2 separate regions of the Mus musculus genome follow, and region 2 is linked to region 1. A link is a loop called in an ENCODE intact Hi-C map of the cell type or tissue named here. Cell type or tissue: left cerebral cortex. All regions are shown on one strand. Links, peaks and the distances in the headings refer to the core of each region. The heading gives the core; the rest is flanking DNA. Region 1 holds the start of Spata2 (spermatogenesis associated 2). Region 2 holds the start of Slc9a8 (solute carrier family 9 (sodium/hydrogen exchanger), member 8).

The links. Peaks named below come from ENCODE experiments on the same cell type or tissue, not always from the same donor. Only the 100,000 strongest peaks of a DNase experiment are listed, where the experiment ranks them.
Region 2: it touches region 1 in a loop (2.2-fold over the local background); 5 of 42 quality-filtered maps call a loop at or near these places.

The regions. Positions count from the first base shown.
Region 1 is chr2:167,490,099-167,500,185 of GRCm38, reverse strand. Spata2 (spermatogenesis associated 2) reads left to right here and starts at 7,312. Exons shown (of 3, transcript NM_170756.2): 1 at 7,312-7,427. It also overlaps a transcript of Rnf114 not described here. In left cerebral cortex, for the core only: CTCF peaks have their summits at 2,703 (motif pointing left), 5,507 (motif pointing right) and 5,786 (motif pointing right); DNase peaks (open chromatin) are centred at 7,180, 7,721, 8,105, 8,877 and 1 more place; H3K4me3 peaks cover 2,761 bases; H3K27ac peaks cover 3,415 bases.
Region 2 is chr2:167,414,954-167,425,040 of GRCm38, reverse strand. Slc9a8 (solute carrier family 9 (sodium/hydrogen exchanger), member 8) reads right to left here and starts at 3,331. Exons shown (of 17, transcript NM_148929.3): 1 at 3,276-3,331; 2 at 744-922. The coding sequence starts at 3,289. In left cerebral cortex, for the core only: CTCF peaks have their summits at 2,884, 5,658 (motif pointing left) and 7,141 (motif pointing right); DNase peaks (open chromatin) are centred at 3,886, 4,134, 5,669, 7,152 and 2 more places; H3K4me3 peaks cover 2,142 bases; H3K27ac peaks cover 1,659 bases.

The DNA.
Region 1 (10,087 bases), core at 968-8,967:
AACCACATGGTGGCTCACAACCATCTGTAATGGGATCTGATGCCCTCTTCTGGTGTGTCTGAAGACAGCAACAGTGTACCCATATATATAAAATAAATCTAAGAAAGAAAGAAAGAAAGAAAGAAAGAAAGAAAGAAAGAAAGAAAGGAAGAAAGAAAGAGAGAGAGAAAGAAAGAAAAGAAAGAGGCTCACCAATCTGGACAGACAGCTCAGCACTTACTGCTCTTCTAGACGACCTGAGTTGGGCTCCTAGCACCCACATTAGGCAGCTCCCAATCAACTTTAACTCCAGCTTTAAGGGACCTGACCCCCTCTTCTGTCCTCAGTGGGCACTGGTCACAGATGTGCTGTACAGAGTATATGCAGGCAAAACACCTATACACACAAAATTAAATCTTTTTAAAAAAGTTTTAGGGGCTGAAGAGATGGCTCAGAAGAGCTATTATTGCTGGTGTAAAGGACCCAGGTTCAATTCCCAGCACCTCCATGTTAGCTTACAACTATCCATTAACTCCACTTCCAGTGCTCTCTTCTGGCTTCCGTGGGCACCAAGCACATGCACAGTGCACATACACACATGTAGGCAAAACACACAGAAAACAAAACAAATATATATAACTCATTTTTAAAGAAAACCTTTAAAAAATAAAAGGCTTACTGTCCAGAGGGAAGGTCCCTGAAAGATGTGTCAGAGATATTTCATTCAATCAAAAGGAATGGTCAGGTTTCAGGACTCACACCTACAGTCTGAGTGGGCCGATGTAGGAGAACTGCCTTGAGTTCAGGGACAGCATGGTGCTGCATAGCGAGTACTCAGCCTTGGGCACAGTGTAAGGGGACTGTAAGGACAAGCAGTGGGCGTGGGCGTGGCAGAGTGACTGGAGGCCAGTGCTTCTCAACCATCCTAACGCTGCGACCCTTTAATACAGTTCCTCATGCTGTACTGACCCCAGCCATAGAATCATTTCCTTGTTCCTTTATCAATGTTGGTACTGTGCTGAATGGTAGCACACTCTCTGCATATCTGATATGCAGGCCAGCAGAGGGGTTGCAATCACAGGTTGAAAACAGCTGCTCTAGGCTCTTTTCTTTCTTTATTTCTTTCTTTTCTTTTTTTTTTTTTCTTTTTTTTTTTTTTTTTTTGGTTTTGGTTTTGGTTTTCTGAGACAGGGTTTCTCTGTGTAGCCCTGGCTGTCCTGGAACTTACTCTGTAGACCAGGCTGGCCTCGAACTCAGCCTCTGCCTCTCAAGTGCTGGGATTAAAGGCGTGGGCCACCACCACCTGGCTGCTCTAGGGGTATGGGAATCAGGTCAGAAGGAGGGCTGGCACAGTGGGTGGCTTAGGTGCTTGACCTCAGCGATCCCCAGGACTGTGGTGGTAGGAGGTGAGGACTGACTCCACCAGGTTGTACTCTCACCTGCACACCTGTGCTTTGCTGTGCTGTGACACCTCCCCCTTCCCCACCCCAACACAATAATTAATGTAAAAAACAAAACCGATAAGCCCTCAGAAGGTGGCTGCACACAGCTGTAATCCATCACCTAAGTGAGGGCAGAATTTTAGGTCAGCCGAGGCTACAAACCAGGTTTTGGGTGAGAAGGGCTATCTATTAACAACCTACATCCAATACCAATAGCTACTGTTGAGTGCCTGGGCAGACATCTCTTGTCACCTGTATTCATCTGGCTGGCCAGTGCTGATCTCATCCGGAAGCTGACAGTTGAGAAGCCTGAGGCAGAGAGGCTCATTAGACACTGTGAGCTAGCTAGCACTCTGGAAGATCCTACTATGTCCAGCCCCGTGTGTGCCAGGCTCTATACCTTAGCACCTAGTTATGTGCTCCCCTGCAGCTGAGATTTTGTCTCTGGGTTTTTTTCTTGCCTGACTGCTTTCTTCCCTCCAGCTGAAAGGCAGGCCAGACCTGCCCACATGCTTAAAACCCAACCAAAAACTATAGACTTTTATTACTTGAAATACTGGGGATTGAGCCTGGGGTCTTGTGCTATGAGGGCAAGCACTCTACTGCGGAGCTATATAGCCCTGTTTTTCTGTGTTTTTTGGGGGGGTGGGGGTGGGGACAGGGTCTTACTATGCAGCCCTGGCTGTCCTAGAATTTCTGGCCACTCTCCTGCTCTGCCTCCTGAGTACTGGGATGACAAGTACACAACACAGTACCCAGTAAGTTCTCTCTTTTTTCTTTAGACTTGTTTTTATTGGATCTGAAGAGGTGGCGAGGCAGTGAAGAGGGCTGCAGGGCTAGAGATAGCTAAGTGGTTAAGAGACCTGGCTGCTCTGTCACAGGCTCAGGAGGCATTCCTAGCACCTGAAGACTAGCAGTGATCAGTAACTCCAGTTTAGGAGTTACTGATGCTACCCCCTTCTAGCCTCTACTGGCACTGTAGGCATGAGTGCAGATTTACAGAAGGGCACCTGCATACTCTTTGTTTGTTTGTTTTTCAAGACAGGGTTTCTCTGTGTAGCCCTAGCTGTCCTGGAACTCACTCTGTAGACCAGGCTGGCCTCGAACTCAGAAATCCACCCGCCTCTGCCTCCCAAGTGCTGGGATTAAAGGCGTGCGCCACCACTGCCCAGCACATGCATACTCTTACACATAAAAATTAATATTGGCTGAGCAGTGATGGCCCACGCCTCACAGCAGTCTGCAATTCCAGTTCCAGAGGGTGTGAACACCCTGCCCTCTTTTGGTCTCTGTGGGTACTGCATAACATGGTGCACATAGATGCAGGCAAAACATGCATACAAATAATTGAAAACAAGATCTATTTTTATGTGCAGCTGGGTATCAGATCCCCTGGAGCTCCAGTTCCAGATTGTGGGCTGTGTGGTGTAGGTGCTGGGAACTGAACTCTGGTCCTCTGGGAGAACAGCAAGGGTTCTTAACTGTTGAGTGCCTCCCAGTCCCTCCAAACCAGACTACTTACTACACACTATGTAGGTCTCAGACTCGTACTGAACTCACAGCCATTCTCCTGCTTCAGCCTCCCAAGGGCGGGGATGGGAACGACTGGGGAAACAGGCATCTGATCCCACATTCCTGTCTCAGGTTGGTTTTCGATACTTTGACGATGGCTGATGCTTTTTTGTTGTTGTTGTCATCACAGTGTCTCTTGCTTGGAGTATGTTTTGAGGCACTGTGTAGAGCTCCACCGTCCTCTGCAGGTACAGGTTGGCTTGGCGGCTACACCGCTCACCGTCTGCCATTGAGAGCTGACTGTTTACTACTGTAATCACACAGCTTCTTGTGCTGTGTTATCCTCACAGAAGCCAAGGAAGCCCACGGCAGGGGTCACGGGGTAACTACTCTTACTCTTTTGGCCCTTGTTCTGTATGCTACTTTTGTGATTTATGAAAGAAAAGTATAGAAAGAGGTAGGTAGAGTTGGCTCCTAAAGAGTGACGGTGCCTGCCTGTTATCACGTGGCCATTATGTAACTTGCGGATGGATCCTTATGTAATGAAGTCTGGATACTGAGCACAGAAGTCAGCAGTCTTCATTCGTGTAAAAGATGAGAAGTGTATCTCTCTTGAGACTGTCAGTCTTTCTGACAGGAAATGTCAGGCGTTTCCATCCCCGGGGTTCCCTCTTGGCTGTCACAGAACCACAGAGGTGGAAGGGACTTTTCCGCAGCCTTGTGTGAAATACAAGCTTGTCACACTGCCATCACTGACTCAGAGTGCTTTCTTTTCCCCTTTCATTGTTGGGGGGTGGGGCTGGGACAGGTCTCAATGTAACTCAGGCTGGCCCCAACTTATTCTGTAGGCAAGGATAGCCTTGAACTCCTGATTCTCCTTCCCCATCTACTGAGCCCTGAGTTTACAGGCAGGCACCACCACTCCTGGCTCTTAAAAGGGTTTTTGTTGTTTTTAAAGACAGGACTTCTCCATGTAGCCATGGCTGTCCCAGAACTCAGAGAGACCCACCTGCCTCTGCCTCCTGAGCGCTGAGGTTAAAGGGATGTTGCCACCATTCCTAAGCCTCTTTAAAAGTTAATTTTTTCTTTTTAAATTATGTGTATGTGTCTGCCCTGTGAGTGCAGGTGCTCTCTGAATCAAAGGCAAAAGTGTTGGATCCCCTGGAGTTGGAGTTACGGTTATGAGAAGCCTGGTGAGAGCTAGGAATGGAATCGGCTCACTTAAGAAAGCAGTACAGGCTCTGCCCCTACGCTCGCATGTGGATCACACGAAGCTTCTGAGAAGCCACTGGCACTATACTGTTGGTACTGCCATGGCTCTCAGAGAGTGACTACTGCAGTCAAAGAGCTCCAGCTGGACTGCCCCCAGTCAGACATGCACGCAGCTCCTGGGGAAGAAGATGGAGAGGAACTCAGAGCCTGGCGCAGACCTCGGATGAATACATATGTGACCTGCTGTGCTGAGAGCTGACATCAGATTATCTATGGGTGCTGTGAGGAGCCACAAGAGACAGGCCCTAGACCTCTGGCTGGACAAATCAGAACTTCAGAAAGAAAACAGGACTGAGTTGAGGCTGGACACCAGTAAGCAAGACAGGGAGAGGTGCTGGGTAGGGCATCTACAGCCTGGTATCAGGGATGGGGAGGCCAGAGGGATGAAAAAGCGAGATGTAGTGGTGCGCACCTTTAATCCCAGTACTCAGGAGGCAGAGGCAGGTGGCTCTCTCTGAGTTTGAGCCTAGCCTGGTCTACAGAGTGAGTTCCAGGCAGGACAGCCAGGGCTACAGAGAGACTGTCTTGAAAAAAAGAAAAAAACCAAAAGTCCAGTCAATGACAAATGATGCTTAATGTCTTACATTTTAAAACTTATTTTGTAGCTGGGTAGTGGTGGTGCATGCCTTTAATCCCAGCACTTGGGAGGCAGAGGCAGGCAGATTTCTGAGTTCGAGGCCAGCCTGGTCTACAGAGTGAGTTCCTGGACAGCCAGGGCTACACAGAGAAACCCTCTCTCACAAAAACAACAAAAAATTATTTTGTGTGTATGAACATTTTTTTTTTTTTGGTCTGAATGTATGTCTGTGCACCACATGTGTGCAATGCCCTCAGAGGCCAGCCAGCCAGCGGGTGTCTAATTCCCTGGGTCTGGCATGTGGATCTGGGGAACCCAGGTCCTCTGCAGTTCATCTCAGGGAGTTGCCACTAAATGTGGCAATTAGGGGTTTAGAGAAAGCTGTGAAGAGTCAGGTGGCAAGCTGTCAGCAGGTGTAGACTGTGCAGGTCCTGCAGGAAAATCAGCGATTGTTTTGCCCACCTGGTTTCCATGATTAGGGAACTAAAACTCCAGCTTCATTCAGGAGATAAGAGGCAGGCTGAGCTCCACGAGTCGAAGAGTAGCCTGGACTGCAAATGAGTTCCAGGCCAGCAGGTTAACACCAAGCTCTTGACTGACCTAGACTACCCATCTCTAACATCAAGTCCTTTAGGGCCTTGGTGCCTGTGCTCACTGTGAACTAAGCAGTTTCTATTATTATTATTTTAAAGATTTATGAGTGTACACCTGCATGCCAGAAGAGGGCATCAGATCCCATTATAGATGGCTATGAGCTTCTTCATGTGGTTGCTGGGAATTGAACTCAAGACCTCTGGAACCGCAGGCAGTGCTCTTAACCACTGAGCCATCTCTCCAGCCCCACTAAGTAGTTTCTTTTTTTTTTAATTTTTAAAAATGATTTATTTACTTATTTTATGTATATGAGTACACTGTAGCTGTACAGATGGTTGTGAGCCATCTTGTGGTTGCTGGGAATTGAACTCAGGACCTCTGCTCACTCTGGCCCAAAGATTTATTTATTATTATATGTAAGTACACTAGCTGTCTTCAAGACACACCAGAAGAGGGCATCAGATCTCATTACGGATGGTTGTGAGCCACCATGTGGTTGCTCAAATTTGAACTAAGGACCTTCCAAAGAGCAGTCATTGCTCTTAACCACTGAGCCATCTCTCCGGCCAACTAAGCAGTTTCTTTTCTTTTCTTTTCTTTTTTTTTTTTTCTTTTTGGTTTTTTTGAGACAGGGTTTCTCTGTATAGCCGTGGCTGTCCTGGAACTCACTCTGTAGACCAGGCTGGCCTCGAACTCAGAGATCTGCCTGCCTCTGCCTCCCAAGTGCTGGGATTAAAGGCATGCACCACCACTGCCTGGCTAGCAGTTTCTATGTAATTCATTCTGGCTACATCTCACCAGGGAGCTGGTATTATTATTGTTGTTGTTGCTATTGCTTTTAGCAGGTATTATGATGCAGGTCAGAGACTAAGTGGCAAGATCAAGGACACACTGCTAGTAGCCAGTTAAGTCCACACTGGGTGTCTCCCCACCCTCTTTTTTTCCTTGTTTGGAATGGAACCCAGGAAATACACACAATCTAGACAAGGGTTCTAGGACTGGGCTGCAGCTCCAACCTTTTATTTATTTATTTATTTTTTTGAGGGAGGAGCTCGATAAGTTACTCACCCTAGCTTTAAACTCACACTCCTCCTGACTCAGCTTTCCAAATAGTTAGGATTACAGAACCACACAGTGAGGTCGTCTATGAATTAATAGGAATCTACTATTTCCATTAATAATAATAATGCCCAGTTATTACTTGAGAAAGAGTTTCCCTATGTAGCAATTTCCTTTTACCTATATGAGCATGTTGCCTGAATCTACCTATGTGCATCACGTACATGCCAGATAACCGTGGAGGTGAGAGGTCAGATCCGCTGGTACTGGTGTTAATGGATGGTTGTAACCCGCCACGTGGGTGCTGGGAACGGAACCCAGGTACTCTGCAAGCAACAAGTGCAAACTGCAGAGCCCTCTCCTAAGCCTTTTTGACCCCGCCACCCCACCCCACCGGCATCCTTAACCTCCATAGCCAGCAGTAACACCCAAGGCCCTCTCCAGTCTCGCATGACCTCCGTCGTTCCTTCATTGAAATGGGATCGCAGGTCTTCCTGTCAGTCCGGGCTCTCCAGCACTGTCCTGACCAAGGGGAAGTTGATGAGGTGAAAAAAAACCCCAAGAAAACAAAAACCAATCTCCCCGCTCGCTCAGCAACCTGTTTCCATGACAACCCGGCCAGCCAGCGTCGGTGAAGCTCCGCGCGTCACTTCCAGTTAATTTGCTTCCGGGTTCCGCTCGTGCCTCCCCGCGGTCCCTAGGAGTGAGGTCCGGTTCTACGGAGAAGCGCTTGCCCTCCGCCTACTGCCGCCGCCTCTCCGTTCCTCGCGTACACCAGCTCGCCACAGGCTTCCGCCGCTCACGCCTGGGCCCAGCGCGCAGCCGCGATCCAGCCTTCCTCAGGGCCCGCCTTCGTGCGTCACTTCCGGAACAAATACTTCCGGGCTGCTTTTGCCCCCGGTACTGTTCTCGGTTCCCGGAGCCGGCGGGAGCGGCCGGGCCGTGTGGGCCTGTGCTTTGGAGGCGCTCGCTTTCCTGGCAGGCAGCGGTGGGTGAGTGCGGGTGGGGCAGGAGGGTGGACCCCTGCGCGCGCTGTCACCGGCCAGGCCCTCGGCTCTGTCCCGCGGCCGCGGCGGCTCCGGGCGGCTGGTCGCAGCACTGGCTCCCCGGTGATGGCACACGCGCCCCCGGCGCCCCCGGCGCCCCCGGGGGCAGGCACCGCGCTATGGCTCTCAGTAGGGAGGGGAGGCTGATCTAGCTTTGGATTTACCGAGTGACCTTGGCTGAGTCGCTCTGCTTCGGGATCCTTGGTCTCCCGGTCTATGGAGGAGGGACGCGGCGGCCTTCCGGGCCCGCGGTGGGCGTGGAAAGAGGACCCGGGTGTTGCACGGTGTCGGGGTGCAGCAGCGATGTTATGACAGGTCCCGGTATTTCAGTGACAGACGGAGGGGCGTTTGCGAGAGCTTGCCCAGTTTGTGCGATGCCCTGGGTTCTGACCCTAGTCCCCAGCACCACCGACAAAAGACACCACCAGTGGGAACTCCTTCCTTTGAGCTTGGGCGTTTTCCCCGCTGCCATGTCGGTCAGAGGAAGACGGCTCGCAGAGCTTGGAGTAGCCGCCACAGGTTTACATTCCCTGTAGAGAGGGGACTTGGCTCCCTTCAGAACCGAGAGAGGCTCTCCGGGGAGGGAAGCCAGGCTCCAGCACAGCCAAGGTTGTTTTCAGAGCTTTGGAAGGCCCCGGTGGCAGTGTTTCTGTAGGCTAGTAGGGGTGTAGGGCCCTTGTATTGTTTTACAGCCAGTAGGAGATGCCAGGGGTGGATCTGGGAGCCTCTTGCTTAGAATGAATGCATAGAGGTTGGGAGGAGGGAACGGTGGTAGAGCCACATCCCTGATCCTGTGTGGAGACTGAAGCTGGATCAGGGATGTGTAAACATGTAGTTGGAGAACTGGGACCCAAATAGCATGTGCCAGTATAGAGAGGGAATGCATTTCAGCGTTGCCACGGGGCTTATTTTTCTTGAGTGGGCCAGCAAAGATAAAGGTGAACCATTGCTCTCCTTCCCGGATTATTTTGGTTCTGTTTAGCTGAATTTTAAATGCGTTCAGCTTTCCACACTGGGTCCTGGCGACTGTGCGCCAGCCTCGTCTTCACTGAATTGCTTTACAAAGGGGCCCAGATAAGTGCAGGAGGTGCCACCCAGAGCCGATGGCACTAAGCATCCTTCTGCTTATGTGTTCCGGATATTCACAGAGCTTTATTTTTTTCCCCCTGCCAGCCTGGTATGGCTTGGCATTCCAGTCATTGGGTTGCTTGGAGAAATTAACAGCTTCTGTCTCTGGGCTGTCTTGCTCTCCAGTAACCAGGCTGTGTTTAGCAAAGAACGTGTTTTTTGTTGTGTTTTCTAGAGTGTTGGGAATAAATTGCTGGCTCTGTGCTCAGAAAAGACAGCAGTTAGGGCCAGCCACAAGGCAGCCTGTATTCTTATTCAGCAGGGATGATGTAACTGCCTCACTGCTGGCTGGTCTCTGGCCAGCCTTTCTCCTGGGCTTTTGAGCTTACATCACAAAGAGATTGGTGTGGGAAGATGGCAGTTTTGCTACTACCAGACTTTGCTTCCCAGCCATAGGGCGTTTTGACTGACCAAGCCTCTCAAGGAGCCCAGTCCAGAAGATGCAGCAAGAAGATGGCTTTTGCCTAGGGTTAGATTCAAATCCAGGTCTCAGATCCGCTCCTTCTTGGCCCTGTGACTTCAGTTTCTTCTGAAATATTAGAGTCATCCTATGGATCTTACTGATTTTTGAGCAGCTGGCACGGGGCCTGCTTGTGGTGACCCCTTTGTAATTGGTACCAATTGTAGCCAGAAACAAGTGAGCTGAATGAGAGGAAGTCAGTTCTTGGGGCCTGTTGGCCCTTTTGGCTCTGCCAGAGACATTGATTGCAGCTGAGCCTCTGTTTCCCCAATTGCTTCAAGGATGCAGTGGCAGATGTGATTAAACTGGGGAGCCTGTCGTGCCACTTGGAACGTAGTAGGCCCTTGTTCACTGTTTCATTCTCTTACCCCGCTTTGTGTGGTTGTTTTCTGGTGTTCACACCTGTGCATCTAGCCAAAGAGGAAGCCAGAGATTGCATGACTTTCTCTTAATCTTTCCACTTTAAATTTTCTTTCATTATTTTTATTTTATGTGATTGGGTATTTTGTTTTCATGCATGTTTGGACTGTGAGTCTCTAAAAGAGTGTCAGATTCCCTGGGGCTAGAGTTACAGGCTGTTGTAAGCCCCCATGTGGGTTCTGGGAATTAAATCCAGGTTCTCTGTAAAAGCAGACAGTGCTTTTAACCATTGAGCAATCTCTCCACACCTCTCCCACCACGCACACACATTTTTTTTAGGAAGACATTATTTTTATTAGATATTTTCTTCATTTACATTTCAAATGCTATCCCCAAAGCCCCCTATACCCTCTCTCCGCCCCATTTTTTTTTTTAATGTGTATATGCCTGTGCACTCTGGGCATCCGGGTGTGCACAGAAGTCAGAAGAGGGAGTTGGATCCTCTGGCACTGGAGTTATGGGCAGCTGTGAGCCATTATATGGGTGCTGGAAATCAAGCGCAAGTTCCCTGTAAGGACAGGTGTTTTTAACCACCGAGCCATCTCTCCAGCCACCACTGCCTCCTTTTCTTCCCTCTCTCCTTCCTTCTTTTTCTTTT
Region 2 (10,087 bases), core at 1,146-9,145, 75 kb after region 1:
AAGAAAGGAAATACTCAAAACCCAGTTTTGCCTTCTGCTCTCCTAGAAAGGTCTAATCCAGAAGATGACTCCGGTACTACCAAAGAAAAGCAGATAGTAAATAAAGCCGGGGATGGCAGTACATGCTCATAGAATCCCAGCGCTTGGGAGGCTAGCTGCTACTTAATGAGTTCAGAGACAACCTAAGCACCCTGAGACCCTGTCTTAACTGCAGACCAGGAAATGTGGTGGCAAGGAAGCACAGCCTTCAGACACACCCCTAAGCCTTTTATCCTTAGATAACCTAAAGTGATCATGTGGCTGCAGCTGCATTTGTAAACACTGGGTGTGGAGGTAAGTACTTGTGGAGGCCTGAGACTTCTTGGGTGTCATTCCTAGAAATGCTTCCTACCTTCTTTGAAACAGACCTCTAGCTGGCCTGGAGCTTTCTGACTGATTCAGACAGTGGATCCACAGGCTCCACCAATGCGACTTCAAGCACACGGCACCACATCCTCCAGAAAGGAAGCTCTTTCTAGGCCAGGCAATGGTAGCACACAGCTTTCATCCCAGGAAATGGGGGGCAAAGGCAGGTGGATCTCTGTGAGTCTGAGCCATCCTGGTCTACAAAGTGAGTTCCATGCCTGTCAGGGCTGGACTTAGGAGAGATGCTGTCTTAAAAAAAAAGTTTCTTCTTTCAAAAGCTAAGACATTGCTCTCTGGAACTGCTAGGCCTGACGTCAGACCCCTGTGGGCTTATTCACCTAGGACGAGGAGGCTGAAGAAAATGGTCATGCCGCTCGACTGCTCCTCCTGCTGGGCCTGCTCTCCCGTCTGCACCGGAAGGATAGGCTTGGCAGGTGTCGGCAGCACCAGCTTCGTGGTGACACCCAAGGTGGTGTGAAGGGTGAAGTTGAAGGTCTCATGGGTTGTGTTGGAGAACCTGTTGGGAGATAGATATACATGCGGCATTCAGATAAAGAAAAGGGCCAAGGAAACAAAACATACACCCTGAACTGTGAGAAAACCCTGATGGTGCAAACAGCAGACAGGCCTTGAAGAGGGAGGAACTCCTGCCTACAAAGCACACCAGAGACTTCTATTATCTTAAACTACAGTCATCCACCCAGAGGTCAGGAAGAGAGGAGAGGGGTCAGGGCTATAGAGAAAGAGTTACAAAAGGCTAAGGCCAGGGATGCAGCTCAGCTGGTATTGCCTGCAGGAAGCCCTGAGTTTGATCTTCAGTACTGTATAAACCAGCTGTGTGGTCCAGGCCTATAGTCCCAGCACAGAGGAGGAAAAGGAGAAGGATCAAGAGTTCGAGGGCATTTTCAGCTACAATACCAGCTTGAGCTACATGTTAGCATAGGCGAACAAAAATGTAAAGCCTGGGGTTACGGAACAGTTGGCTAGGCAACAGGATCATAAGTTCAAAGCTGGCAGGGGCTAGCGAGCTCAAGGCCAGCCCAGGTCTCACTAACTTAGTGAGAGACCCTGTCTCAACTATAAAGTAAAAGGGGTGGGCACAGCGGCACATGCCTTAATCAATGCCAACAAGTTTTCGGCCTATCAAGGAAGCATTCCAGGCCAACCAGAACTGCACAGTGAAACCCTGTCTTATGTAAATGAGTAGAGCACCTGCCCGGCATGCAGCAGACTCTAGATCACCTGCAATCCCTTTCTCCCCACCCAAAACAACAGAAAACAAAGGCAGGCAGGTGTGGGTGTGGTGGTACATGTCTTTAACCCCAGTACTCAAAAAACAGAGGCAGATCTCTTTGAGCTGGAGGCCAGCAGAGCAAGTTCCAGGATAGTCAGATCTACACAGAGAAACCTTGTCTGGGGTTGGGGGGAGGAGGATGCTCTCTGCCCCTTGAACTTAACGAGGGTAGCAGGGTATGTTAATCCATGCCTGTAATCTCTGCACTTGGGAGACAGATGCAGGAAAGCTAAGAGTTCAAGACCAAGGTCACCCTGGCCTACATACTGATACTCAGTGAGGACCAGTTTTATGGGCTACATGAACCTGTCTCAAAAAGAAAAACACAAACAGACTTCTAGGGTGGAACTGGAGTCTCCCTACACCCCAGTTTCAGTATTATTTACTTTCCTAGTCTACAATCTCCTTGAATTTTGGGTGCAGTGTGTGTGTTTGACTAAACTAGGGATTGACCTCAGGAATGGTGGGCAAGATTCCAGCCTTTAACTGACCAAGTCAGCTGAATCTGCCCCGTTTTTCTCCCTAGAATGCCCTAACCTACCCTACCAAACCCTTCTGGAATCTCAAATGGCTCAAGTTTCCTGCTCTGGAACATCCCACTCTATGCAAGGCTTCCGCCTGTGCTCTTAAGGTTAGGTCTGTAAACTAATGTAGTAGTGATGGAATTGTGACCACTGAGCACTGCCTCATTCCAGGACCCCATAAACTGATCAAGCTTCAAGCCCACATCTCAAAGCATTTGGCTCTGTATTACCTCTTTTATCTTGTCCTGCTGAGACTATGTGAATGTCTGGGACAGTACAGCTACACAACAAGATCTAATGACTTTCGCTCCTCAGTGGCCGAAGAGCTACCTGAAATGCTCTTAGTTAAAGTTCGGTATCAATTAAGGGGTTCCTTGTTAATTTTCTGGGGCTCATTTCAAAGAGAGAATTTGTAACACACAACAGTGTCCTGCCAAGCATGAAGATGGACTCGGGCCTTTTTAACACGTCATCTTCCCCATCTCTCCTCTAAGATTTCAAGCTGCGGGTCACGAGACGTCTTTCTCCCACCTAGGGTGGGCTCCTCTTCCCTCATGCTACCCAATTTCCATCCAAGCATCTGGCAAGGTCCAAAAACACCCAGTCCACACAAAAGTCTCCCACTAAAGCCTCGTGGCGGCTCCCTGCGGGCGGCTCCTGACGCCCAGGGCCGAGAAAAACGGTCAACTAGCAGTCAATGAATCAAAGAAACCTGCTGGGGGCAGACAAGAACAATGAAGGTTGCTGATGGTTACGGGGGATGCCAGGGGCTGCTCGTGGCAACGGGAGAACTTCCTGGATCAGGAGGAGGAGAGCCAGGGAACCCTGAGATAACCGGAAACCGGGAGCAGGAAGGACGTTCGCGGCTTCCGCCAGGCCTGCGCGTGGTCAGCAATGTCGGACCTCCGGGAGGCCTCAGGGCCCATGTTCTCATCCCGCCCCCCGCCAACCCTGGCTAGGTGGGCCCGCGCCACTCCACCCGGGCGCTCCAGGCCCGCTGTCGCCCGCCGGCCCGGCCCTGCCGCCTCCGCTACCCGAAGCCGCGCACTCACTCCTCCTCCGCCATCTTCTCCCCTATCCTGCGAGCTTCCGAGACTACAGAGTTCGGCGCCGCAGGGCTAGCGGGGCCGGCGGCTGCTTCCGGTTTCCGCTGCGGGCAGGGGCGGGGCTTGGCCTCCCAGGGCGACCCTCTGCGCTGTCCTCTCTGTGGCCTGGGAGTGGGACGACCTCTGGGGCTTTCTGTGGGCTTTTTCCGGCCAGGCTGTGTGACGATCTGGCCTTGGGACATCCGGACTTTTTTTTTTTTTTTTTTTTCCGGTCCCCGGGCGGGAAAGATTTGGAGGAAACTTTTGAGATCTGGGTGACTCAGCTGTGAGCCAAGCCGTCCGCCCCGCGTGAGAATCCCAGGGCTCAGAATGGGGGAAAGTGGTTTCTCTGGGCGTCCGGGCCGGCTGTGCGGAGCGGAGGGAGTCCGCAGGCGCGTTCCGAGGCGGCCTCAGTTTCCCCTGCTGTGGGGAGAGTAGACAGAGGGTCTTTGAAACGCTAGACAGTGTACTTACTCCGATTATAAAAGTTGAGAGCTAGCAAGGCAGAGGTTGGACATTCCCCATTGGTTTATTGGTTGGTGTGGTAGATGTGAAAATGAGATCCAGGACAACTTGAGGGGTTTCATTCTCGCCTTCCTCCGTGTTGGTCCTCGGCATTGAACTCTGGTAATACGGGTTGGCGGCACCGCCTTTACTCATTGAACTATCCCAACAAATTTTTCTTAACCTTTGTGTGTGCGGGGGTGGGTGGGGTACATTAGGAGGTCCCAGGTTATCAGATGTCTTCCTTACTCACGCTCCACCTTAGTTATGAGACAGTGAACCTGAAACTAGGGACGCGACATAGTGGCTAGCCAACAACTCCCAGGGATCCTCCTTCTCAGTCTCCCTGTCCCTATGGTTACAGATGCCAACAGCTATCCCTGGCTTCTGTGTGGATGTTGGGAATACCAACTGAGGTCCTCGTGCTTGCGTAGCAAGCGCATTGCCCACTGGGCTTTCAACACCGAAGATAACTTGAACTGTCTAGTCTGTATTGCTTAAAACTGGCCTGGTACTGCTGAGGTCTTTATGGGACCTTCTGGGTGTTCTCCTTCAGGGCCCCTTCCACCCTAGGTAGTTCCCCCCCCCCCCCCCACTTAATAACGCTTAACAGATATGTCACTTTCCCAAAGAACGATCCTTCTGTCTCATCCTCTTGAGCAGTTGGGACTGGAGGGTGAGAGACACCCCTCCCCACCCCCATTCAGGCATCTGTCTACTTCTGTACAGGGGTGGAACCTAGGGCAACACATATGGCAGGCAGGTGGTCTTCCATTCAGCTAACATGCCCAAGTTCTCTGTAGAGACCTACTGTATGCTGAGATGTACCTTGTGGGGTTCAGACTATACAAAGGAACTAGGAAAGCCAGGTATAAGGCAAGATAAAATTAAACGAACAAGGGAAGCCTCACACATTAGCTGAGAACAAAAATTCCAGCACAATTAATGTGTGCCAAGAAGGCTGCCCACGTAAAAAAATTTTCATATATGGATATTAAAACTAAGACTGCTGAGATGATTCTGGGTAACAGCTCATGCCACCAGCCGAATGACCTTAGCTTAGTTTCTGTGACACACATGGTGAGAGAGAACTGACCCTTGCAAATTCTCCACACATGGATATGACATGCACACACACTGCTGGATTCTTTGTCAACTTGACAAAAGCTAGAATCATGGAGAGAGAGAGACCATCAATGGAGGAAATGTCTCCATAAGATTCTGCTGTAGGGCATTTTCTTAATTAGTGATTTTTGGAGAATGGCCCAGCCCATTGTGGGTGGGGCCATCCCTGGGCTGGTGGACCTCAGTTCCATAAGAAAGCAGTTTGAGCAGACCAGTAAGCAGCACCCTTCCATGGCCTCTGCTTCAGCTCCTGCCTCCAGGTTCCTGCCCTGCTTGGGTTCCTGTCCTGACTTCCTTTGATGATGGACCGTGCTGTGGAAGTTTATGGCCAAATAAATCATTTTCTCCCCAAGTTGTTTGATCATGGTGTTTCCTTGAAGCAGTAGAAATCCCAAGACACACATCCCAAATAAATGGAATTTTTAAAAACAAAGAACTTGAGAAGGCTTGAACCGGCTGAGTGGTGGCATGTACCTTTAATCCCAGTACTCTGGAGGCAGAGACAGATGGATCTCCTGGGTTTGAGGCCAGCCTGGTTTACAGAATAAGTTCCAGAGCCAGCTGGGACTACATAAAAGACCCTGTCTCAAAGGGTGGTAATAGTAAACAAAGGGCTAGAGAGATGGCTCAGTGGATAAGAACCCTGGTCTCTCTTCCAGAGGTCCTGGCTTCAAGTACCAGCACCACCTGGTGGCTCGCAATGAGCTGTTCCAGGGGATTTGGTACCACCTACTGGCCATTGCAGGTACTGCATGTACATACTGCATAAATATATGTACATACAGGCAAAACACCCATACATATCAATAGAAAAATTTTAAAAATAGTATACTGGGGCCTGCATGTGGTGGTCAGAGGACACTTGTGGAGTCATTTCTATCCTACCTCTGGGTTCTAGGTCCTGAACTCAGGTCTTCAGGCTTGGCTTATGAAGTAGATAGGCTATTCCACCTGCTGTGGAGCCCGTCTCTGCACCTCCCAGCAGTAAGATGTCCTCTTTTTTTTTTTTTTTAAAGATTTATTTATTATATGTAAGTACACTGTAGCTGTCTTCAGACACACCAGAAGAGGGCATCAGATCTCATTACGGATGGTTGTGAGCCACCATGTGGTTGCTGGGATTTGAACTCAGGACCTTCAGAAGAGCAGTCAGTACTCTTAACCGCTGAGCCATCTCTCCAGCCCCAGTAAAGTGTTCTTAAGGCCTGAGCACAGACAGATTACTGAGAGCATGACCTCGCTCCCCACTCACACATTTCCTGGGACTTTCCCAAAAAGACAGATTTCTGTTAGAGAAAGCACCCAAGTTTCCCGTGCAGCCCCTGGGAAAGAGAGTTTCATCTCCTCGGCTACAGTCCCACCATCCTTGGCACATCAGGGCCCAACCACCCAAGAAATTCCTTAGCCGCACTGTGAGCCCTGCCTTCAGAAGTCAGGGGCAGCAGGTAGCTGGGGTTTCTAAAAGCAGCCCAGCTCTCTTAAGCTCACAGCCAAGTGTTCACAGGTGTTTTACCCTTTCCTGGTGCCTCTCTTAAAGAAAACTTCTAAGGGACCAGTGAGTTGGCTCAGGAGGTAAAGGGGCCAATGCCAAGCCCTACGGAACAGAACTAACTCCTGAAAGCTGCTCTGTGGCCTGCACATGTGTGTATGCATACACCAAAGTGTCAAACACAAAACACAGGAAAACGACCTCGTCATACTCATCTTGAATTTTTTTTTCTGTGGCCAGGCCAAAAGTCCTGGGCCTAGGCTGGTAGTGCTTGTGGGTTAAATGGGCCTGCCACCAAGACTGAGGGGCTAAGCTTCACCTGGGACCACATGGTGGGGAAAAAAAAAAAACCAACAACTTTGTTCTTCAGTCACCATATATGTGCCTTGTGGTGGCATGTATGCCTCCCACACACAGTAAATAAATGTCCTGTTCCTTTCGAATCTTGGGACTGAGCATATAGTTCGGTTGGCAGAGTGCTTGCTCAAGTACATGAAAGTTTAAGCCCTAGTCCTGGGGAGACTGAGCTAAAAGGACCAGAGGGTCAAAGGTCATCATCCCCGGCTGTTTAGTGAGATTGAGGCCAGCCTGGGCTACATCAGAGGCCAGCCTGGGCTACATCAGAGGTCAGCCTTGTCTCGAAAGCAGAAAAGAAAAAGAATTCTTCCTGGATTTACCTGAGAGGAAGTCTCTGGAAAGAACTAAGGCTGCAGACTGCAGGGGGCAGTATAGAGCTGTCTCCAGCCACACCGCAGGGTCACCAATAGTGTGAGAGCCCATACCTGCTTGTAATCCAATCTGGCCAATCTGGCCAATCTGGCCAGACTCTGTCAAAAGGGAGAGGGGAAGCACGAGTATTGGGCTTCTGGATCTGCCATTCAGAAGGCATTGCAAGTTCAAGGTCATCCTGCTGTGACTGGCCAGTTCCAGGCCCACCATGATTGTGCATCCAAATCTCTCGTCCCCAAAAGTCAGACAAGGGCTTCAGATCCTCTGAAACGGGAGTTCCCGGTGGGTGTGAGCCACTGTGCCGGTGCTGGGAATGGGACCCATGTCCTCTGCAAGAGCGACAAGCGCTCCTAACAGCTGAGCCTTCTTTCCAGCCCCTCAGGAAAAATGCCAATAAGTTCACCCGGGCCGTGTTGGGAAGTGGAGGAAAGGGTTGGGGAGATGGCTTGGCAGTATAAGGTGCTTTTCAGCCTGAGCTAGGTCCATCGGAGTCATGTAAAGATGGAAGAAAGTCCTCTGACTTCCACATGCACGGAGTCACACACACACACACACACACACACACACACACACAGAGAACTATAAATAAACATTTAAAACTAAGTCAGCCAGGGGTGGTGGCACAAGCCTTTAATCCCAGCACTTGAGAAGCAGAGGCAGGTGGAGCTCTGTGAGTTCCAGGCCAGCCTGATCTACAGAGTGAGTTGCAGGACAGAGCCAGGGCTACACAGAGAAACCTAGTCTCAAAAAATACAGTAAATAAAATAAAATAAAATAGTTCATGGGAGGGTTTCCTTTGGAAGAGAATCGGCTTGGCTGCTTAAGGGTGGTTGGGCAGTTGATTGGCCTAGGGTGGAAGCCCCTGAACCAGGAGGCCTGTGCTTTGACCCACACTGAGCTGATGGCAGGTGGACAAAGATAATGTGGCAGAGGTGGCAAGAGGTGGCCTCCTGGTGCAGACAGAAGTCTGAGTTGGGCCTGGTGGCAGAAACAGGCTTTCACCTGCCAAGGCTTAGGGCTGTTAACAAAAGACACAATAAAAAGAGTGCTTCAGATCTGCCCGCTTGACTCTGAGCTCTTCCTATAGGTGTGATACTGTTGTTTCCTTAATTCCTTATCAGTCATGCCAGCAGATACCAGTATGTCCAAAAGACACAGAGAAGCCAAGATGTCACACAGCAAGCCACTGTCGTGACTGGGATTTAGGTGCAGCCTGGTGTGGACAGTAACTGCTCATGGCTGCCTTGTTTGTCTGCCTCTACACTGGGGCCAAGACCTTCCTTTCATTGGCAGCCCTATGCTCAGTGAGATGTAGCCTTGGCTCTGAGAGGAATAGCCTGGGGCTCTGGCTGGTCACACTGGTTAAGAGCCCCATAGCTCAGATTCTCAGAGAGCTGCCCCTCTAACCCACCCACTGGCCTGCTAAACCAATGCTGAGCTGGGGTTCTGTGAAGGTCATTGGCCTCCCGGTCACACCCCTGCTAGGCCTGGTGCCAACCTCAGCCAACCTTCGGGCTGCTACAGACCTGCCCTCTGGCCTGTGGGAAAGTCCTAGGCTCTTCTCACCTATTCCTGGGTTATTGCCCCAGGAAGGCAAATAGAGTCTTTGAACTTGAGCATGTGTCGTACCAGGCAGAGAGGTCACTGTCAGAAGAGCACAGGCAGCAGAGGCGCCAGGATGCCCGGTCCAGCACCGCTGGAGCTCCAGCCTGCAGCTGCTCTGACAGCACCCCTCCCTAGAAGGCCGTCTGGCTGCAGGGCAAGCTCTGGCCCTGTTCTCTCTTGGTCTTTCCCCTCCTTGTCTGTAAACTTTTTGTTGTCTCAGTTGAAATGCCACCCGGTGGGAGCCCTCCCCTGTTTACTCAGGCTGCATGGCTGTGTCTAAGGAGCCGACAGGAAATATGGTGGGGTTTGGAGCCTGGGCCCCGTGGGGTATAACCCCCACGTCACAGTAGGCGAATGCCTGAGGGTCAACTGCCTTAGGATGAGACCTTTTACATGGTGAAAGGCTTGCGCTGTGGGCTACAACTCTGAGGTTGAGCTCTCAGCCAGCCTCTTGAGGTCTTAGGCTCCATTCATTCCCTGGTAGCAGGGAAAAAAAATCTATCACAAGATTTAGTGGTAGACATCGTTCACCCCAGTACCTGGTGGGCAGAGACAGGCAGATCCTCGAGTTCCAGGCCGGCCTGATCTACATGGCAAGTTCAAAGCCCATCAGGACTGTGTGGTATCATATATTTTATACACACACACACAGACATACATATGCACACACATACATATAAATACACACACATATGCACACACATACATATGCACACACATACACATACATATACACACACAGACACATACACAGACACACACAGACACACACACAGACACACACACACACAGACACACACACACACAGACACACACACACACAGACACACACACAAACACAGACACACACACACTACCAATACTTTGGGCTGTTTGGATGACTCAATACTAAGGTGCCAAGGTCGCCAAGCCTGAGGGCCTGATTTCAATCCCAGAGACACATAGTGAAGAGCAAGAACTACTCTCTCAAGACGTCTTCATGTGGTTGCTGGGAATTGAACTCAGGACCTCCAGAAGAATAGATTGTGCCCTTAACCTCTGAGCCATCTCTCTAGACCCTGAAAAAAATTTTTGTTTTGTTCTGTTTTGTTTTGTTTTTCGAGACAGGGTTTCTCTGTGTAGCCCTGGCTGTCCTGGAACTCACTTTGTAGACCAGGCTGGCCTCAAACTCAGAAATCCGCCTGCCTCTGCCTCCCGAGTGCTGGGATTAAAGACATGTGCCAACCCTGCCTGGCATAAATAAATCTTTAAAAAAATTTTTTTTCATGTCATCTTACTAGGTTGAAATGTGGAGTTTTGAGGACACCTGAAATTCCAAACCTGGGGC